2 separate regions of the Homo sapiens genome follow, and region 1 is linked to region 2. Evidence: read pairs that join two places in POLR2A ChIA-PET (ENCODE). Cell type or tissue: HepG2. All regions are shown on one strand. Each heading gives the region's core, and the rest is flanking DNA. Links, peaks and the distances in the headings are about the cores only.

The links. Peaks named below come from ENCODE experiments on the same cell type or tissue, not always from the same donor. Only the 100,000 strongest peaks of a DNase experiment are listed, where the experiment ranks them.
Region 1: POLR2A ChIA-PET joins it to region 2 with 10 read pairs; 13 of 35 experiments call an interaction of 5 or more read pairs at or near these places.

Annotation. Positions count from the first base shown.
Region 1 is chr17:82,063,327-82,066,225 of GRCh38, reverse strand. It overlaps DUS1L (dihydrouridine synthase 1 like), which reads left to right and starts at 422. Exons shown (of 14, transcript NM_022156.5): 1 at 422-613; 2 at 1,157-1,403; 3 at 1,992-2,100; 4 at 2,708-2,758. The coding sequence starts at 1,167. RefSeq lists silencers at 351-410, 421-490, 781-830 and an enhancer at 1,054-1,782. In HepG2, for the core only: no CTCF peak of the experiment used is centred there; a DNase peak (open chromatin) is centred at 1,335; H3K4me3 peaks cover 1,605 bases.
Region 2 is chr17:82,137,596-82,140,494 of GRCh38, reverse strand. All of the region lies in intron 15 of CCDC57 (coiled-coil domain containing 57), which reads left to right. Among named protein-coding and RNA genes, the nearest start is that of FASN, 41 kb to the right of the region's middle. In HepG2, for the core only: no CTCF peak of the experiment used is centred there; no DNase peak of the experiment used is centred there.

The sequences.
Region 1 (2,899 bases), core at 286-2,785, 74 kb after region 2:
TTTCCGCAACGCAGCGGCGGAAAGTGAGTGGCTTTCAGAGGCGGCAGGTGAGTGGGTTCGAGGCAGGGCTCTGGGGCCGCTTTAGGATATAACGGGATGAAGCCCCCAATGCGAACTTGGGGGCTGGGCAGCGCAGGGCCTCAGCGCCCACGGTCTACCCGCGGCCCGGGCCTTATGTGCGCCTCAGCGAGGCCCAATTTCCACATGCCTCGTTTCCAGCGAGCTGTCGGTGAGTCCCGGCGAGCCCCGACCCCTCTCTAGCCACGGCCTGACGGGTACGGTGGTGACCTCAGCCTCTGACCTCCGACCCCGCGCCGCGACCTCTCGTCGCCGGTCCCCTCGGAGCCGGGCGCGGTTTCCGGGGAACGCGTTTCCCGCCGCACCGTGGGCCGCCCGGACCGCGCAGGACCGGGCACCTTCCGGTGGCGGCGCGGAGCCTTGGGCCCGGCTGCGGCCCGGCGGCGGCCCCGGCGCGGTGCGGGCGTTCGCGGCGCCCCGGGAGCTGCAGGGGCCCCGGGCGGCGGCGAGGCCGGAGAGGGGCGGGCCCGGGACACCGGCACCCGGCGCCCTCGGAGCCAAAGGCGCGCGGCGGACACGGCGGGGCCCTCGCGCGGTGAGGACGCGGAGGCGTGTGGGCTCCTGTCACTTCACACAGCAAACGCTGCCCGCCGCGTGGCTCCGGAGGAGTCTCGCGAGGGGCGCCCCTGTGGCGTTTCGGGCCAGCCGGGCCGCCTGGCCGGGTGCGGAGAAGGAAGCTCTGCCCTTCCCCTGGCCCGGCGCGGAGCCGATTCTCCCGGGAAGGGGCCGGGGGTCCTAACTTCACCGCCGGGCGGCCTGCTCAGGGCCAGGCCCGCGGGGACGCTGGCGTCAAGGTTTCTTCCCCCTTCACGCCAGTCCCCTACCAGGCCGACATCGAGTCCCGCTCCCCAGGGAGGGTCAAGTCCCAGGGGTCCAGCGGCTCCCCCGAGGTCCGCTAGGAGGTGGCGGCACTGGAGTGGCCGTTCTCCAGCCTGCACCGACCCCCGCCTTTAGTGCCCCCGCGTGTGACCCAACGGTGGTACTGGAGCGGCCTTAGAAGGGTGACCGCTGCCTCTGAGTTGAGTCTTAAGCCCCTCGTTGGGCCTGGCTGAACCCCGGGTCTGCGCCTTTCCCCCAGCCTGGAGACGATGCCAAAGCTGCAGGGCTTCGAGTTCTGGAGCCGCACCCTGCGAGGGGCCCGCCACGTCGTGGCCCCCATGGTGGACCAGAGCGAGCTGGCCTGGAGGCTGCTGAGCCGGCGCCACGGGGCACAGCTCTGCTACACGCCCATGCTGCATGCCCAGGTCTTTGTCCGCGACGCCAACTACCGGAAGGAGAACCTGTACTGCGAGGTGTGCCCCGAGGACCGGCCCCTCATCGTGCAGGTGCGCAGGAGGGGCTGTGGCCGCGGCCGCGGTTGGGTTCCCGGTCCTGGAATGCCTGGGGAAAAACCCTTCTCTCTGTGGCGGGACATCACTTTCAGCCTTTCCAGAGACAGCTCAATTCCAGGAGGAGAGGGAGAAGGTGGCACCAGGCATGTAGAGTCCACGTAGCCACAGCAGTGATTCCTGTGGTGGAGCCAGGGCTGCCAGGTGCACCTGCCAGAATCCAACCCCATTCTCTAGGAGTGGCTCAGGCAGCCTGGGTGCTGTGAGGTTTGCAGCCCTGCTGGGGCCTCTGGATTGCTGCCTCTCACACTCACACTCCCTCTTCAGAACCAGTGGAGATGGCTCTGCTCTTCAGAAGTCAGTGATTGTGGCTTCTGCCACAGTTCAGAAGAAAATCTGTAAATCCGGGTGGCTTGGGGACTCCTCCCGGCTTTGTCATATTGTAAGCCTCCGCAGGACAGAGCACCCTCCTGCAGTGAACCTGGGCCCACACCCTCATGGGGTCACACTGGACCTCTCGTAGGGCTGGGCAGCAAGGGACTAGGGCCTGGCTGGGCCCGTGGCTGACTCCTGCATCTTCTCCAGTTCTGTGCCAATGACCCGGAGGTGTTTGTTCAGGCGGCTCTCCTGGCTCAGGATTACTGTGACGCCATTGACCTGAACTTGGGCTGCCCACAGATGATAGCCAAGAGAGGTGAGCTCCATGTGGAGCATGGGGGCACCTGGGGCAGGGGCCAGAGCCAGCTCAGTGCAGCCCCAGGTGTGGTGAGCTTGGAGGACGGCAGGCCCTGCCTCTGTCGTGACAGTGGCTCAGGCTGGAGCCAGCTGTCCTCTGTGCTCCGCCTCTGGAGGGTGGCTGTCCTCAGGCCTTGGGGGCTAGGGGCCGAGCCCTACTGGCTCTCTCTTCCCTCAGGGAGCTCCCTCTGCATAAACATGATTGCTGATACAGGGTCCCCATTACCCCCTTGCACTGCTGTGTGTGGGGCTGAGCCTGCTACCTCACCGGGCCCCTGAGGAGGTGTTACTTGGTTCCAGACCGTGCAGGGTGGGGGTTCCATTCAGCACCTTCTGAGCTTAGGCAGCTGGGCAAATAGAGCCCCTGAGTCTGATGCCGACAAACCACTGCTCTGACTGTCCCACTGCCCCAACTGGAGACACTGCTGGTTCTGGGGACCTGTGTCCCGCCTGACAGGGCAGCTCCTGGCCTGCGTGGATGCAGGAAAGGGTGCAGAGGGGGTGCAAGGCTTCGGCCCCACCAGCCTTAACACAGGTGCCAGCCAGGCCATGCTTGCTCCTTGCAGGTCACTATGGCGCCTTTCTGCAGGACGAGTGGGACCTGCTCCAAAGAATGAGTGAGTTGGCTGGGTGGATGGTGAAGGACCCCCAGAGACCCTCAAGAGGGACACATGGGCACTGTCCACTTGGTTGGGGCTCAGGAGAGGACAGGCGTTGGCAGGAGTTCTCAGCATCACCCTGGGGCTTCCTGCCCACAG
Region 2 (2,899 bases), core at 236-2,735:
AATCCCGGCACTTTGGGAGGCTGAGGCCGATGGATCAGCTGAGGTCAGGAGTTTGAGACCAGCCTGACCAGCATGGTGAAACTCCATCTCTACTAAAAATACAAAAATTGGTCAGGCGTGGTGGCTCACGCCTGTAATCCCAGCACTTTGGGAGGCCGAGGCAGGCAGATCATGAGGTCAGGACATTGAGACCACCATGGCTAACATGGTGAAACCCCGTCTCTACTAAGAATACAAAAAAATTAGCTGGGCGTGGTGGCGGGCATCTGTAGTCCCAGCTACTCGGGAGGCTGATGGAGGAGAATGGCGTGAACTGGGGAGGCGGAGCTTGCAGTGAGCCGAGATTGCGCTGCTGCACTCCAGCCTGGACAACAGAGCGTGACTCTGTCTCAAAAAAAACAAACAAAAAAAACAAGGTATCACTTACAAATGTTCTGTTTTGATTCACAAAAGCAGAGACTACAAAATTTGTGTGGACTGTACATAGCTTCAGAGGAAAGAGGAAGAGTTCTCTATATATCCAGAAAGTAGAACATTAAAAAAACATCAGCCGTATTCTTAACAAAAGCTGTCATCCTCCACCATCGGTTCATCCCCTCCTGTGAGGTCCGTTCTTGTTCCACTCCATCTTGGTTCTTGGTCTCAACAATCCATCTGCTTCTCGACTAGAGACTGAGTCCTGGGATGGGCTCAGTGTCATCTAAATGCCGCCATCAGAAGCCTGTGCCCATGGTGCCTGCCCAGTCCTTTTCCCAGGCTCTGAGACAGTCCCTGTTCAAGATGAAGAAGCACTCTGAGCTTTCTGGGGAGCATCAGAGTAACACAAAAATCGTGGATGGGGCTGGGCGTGGTGGCTTACGCCTGTAATCCCAGCACTTTGGGAGAATGAGGGAGGTGGATCACCTGAGGTCAGGAATTCCAGATCAGCCTGGTCAACATGGCAAAGCACCATCTCTACTAAAAACACAAAAATTAGCTGGGTGTGGTGGTGGGCACCTGTAATCCCAGCTACTCGAAAGGCTGAGGCACGAGAATTGCTTGAACCCAGGAGGCGGAGGTTGCAGTGAGCCGAGATCCCACCACTGCACTCCAGCCTGGGTCAGGAGTCTTCTTTGAGACTTCGTCTCAAAAAATAAAAATAAAAAAACTGTGGATGACAAAAGACTGCACATGGCCATGGTGAATTTACCACTGCCACTTTTCAAAGTGAAAGGTCTGTTCATAGCAAGAATAATGCAACTGAGAAGGAACATTTGCTTGTCCTGTAGACATCTGGAAACAGAGTCCAAAAAAGAGTTCTAGACAAAGTTAATCCAAGACGTTGACGCTGTTTTCAAAGATGCCAGAAACAGAATATCTGATTTCTAAAACTGGATGAGCATGATTTTTACAGAGGAAATTATTTACAGATAAGTGTGAAGCTGACTATTCCATGACTATACCAAGAATATCCAGTGGAGAGGCAAAAAGTGTGGGGCAGGCGGTGGCCGTCTGCCTAGTAACACAGCCCCAGAGTGAGTGACGGTCGCCCTGCTACAAACTCTGGGCATCAGAGATGCACAGCTCACGTTAAAGTAAGGTGACACCTAAGTTAACGTAACGGCAGTGACGGGGTTTATGCCTGCTAGCTCTGGACTGCTGCCGGCTGACAGCATCTGGCAAATGGCTTCGGGACTCTAATGAAGAGAAGCGCCGTGGGCACCCGGGACGTCTCCGTGCAGCACAGCACACAGTTCCTCAGTGCCTCAGACGAACAAGTTACCTGACACACACAGCCCGGGGCAGGCCACGCGTCTCTTCCGACCCGGGGCAGGCCACGCGTCTCTTCCGACCCGGGGCAGGCCATGCGTCTCTTCCGACTCGGCAGTCTTCCCGTGGCACTCATCAATCCTAACACATCAAAGAAACCTAATCATTTCCTTAACATCTTTTTTCTTTTTACTTTTTTTTTTCGATAGAGACCTCTGTCATGCAGGCTGGAGGGCAGTGGTGTGATCACAGCTCACTGCAGCCTTGACCTCCTTGGCTCAAGAGATCCTCCCGTCTCAGCCAGGTGCGGTGGCTCATGCCTGTAATCCCAGCACTTTGGGAGGCTGAGGCAGGTAGATCACGAGGTCAGGAGATCGAGACCATCCTGGCTAACAGGGTGAAACCCTGTCTCTACTAAAAATACAAAAAATTAGCCAGGCGTGGTGGTGGGCACCTGTAGTCCCAGCTACTCGGGAGGCTGAGGCAGGAGAGTGGCGTGAACCCGGGAGGCGGAGCTTGCAGTGAGCCGAGATTGTACCACTGCACTCTAGCCTGGGCAACAGAGCGAGACTCCGTCTCAAAAAAAAAAAAAAAAAAAGAGATCCTCCTGCCTCAGCCTCCCAAGTAGCTGGGACCACAAGCGCATGCCACCACACCCCACCTTGTACCTAATTATTTCAAATACCTCTCTTTTTATAAGAAAAAAATTTTGTGATTTTCCAGGGAACTTCTAGGACATCTCATAGATCATTTTAAATATAAAAGGTCTCCTGGGGCTGGGCACAGTGGCTCACACCTGTAATCCCAGCACTTTGGGAGGCCGAGGCAGGTGGATCACGAGGTCAAGAGATCAAGACCATCCTGGCCAACAAGGTGAAACCCCGCGTCTACTAAAAATACAAAAATTAGCCAGGCATGGTGGCGGGTGCCTGTAATCCCAGCTACCCGGGAGGCTGAGGAAGGAGAACCGCTTGAACCAAGAAGTCAGAGGTTGCAGTGAGCCGAGATTGCGCCACTGCACTCCAGCCTGGCGACACAGCGAGACTCCATCTCAAAAAAAAAAAAAAGAAAAGTCTCCTGAAAGCTTTATTTTATTTGACATTTAGAATTCAATTTTGAGAAGGAAAAAAAAATGTCAGGAGATTTGAAC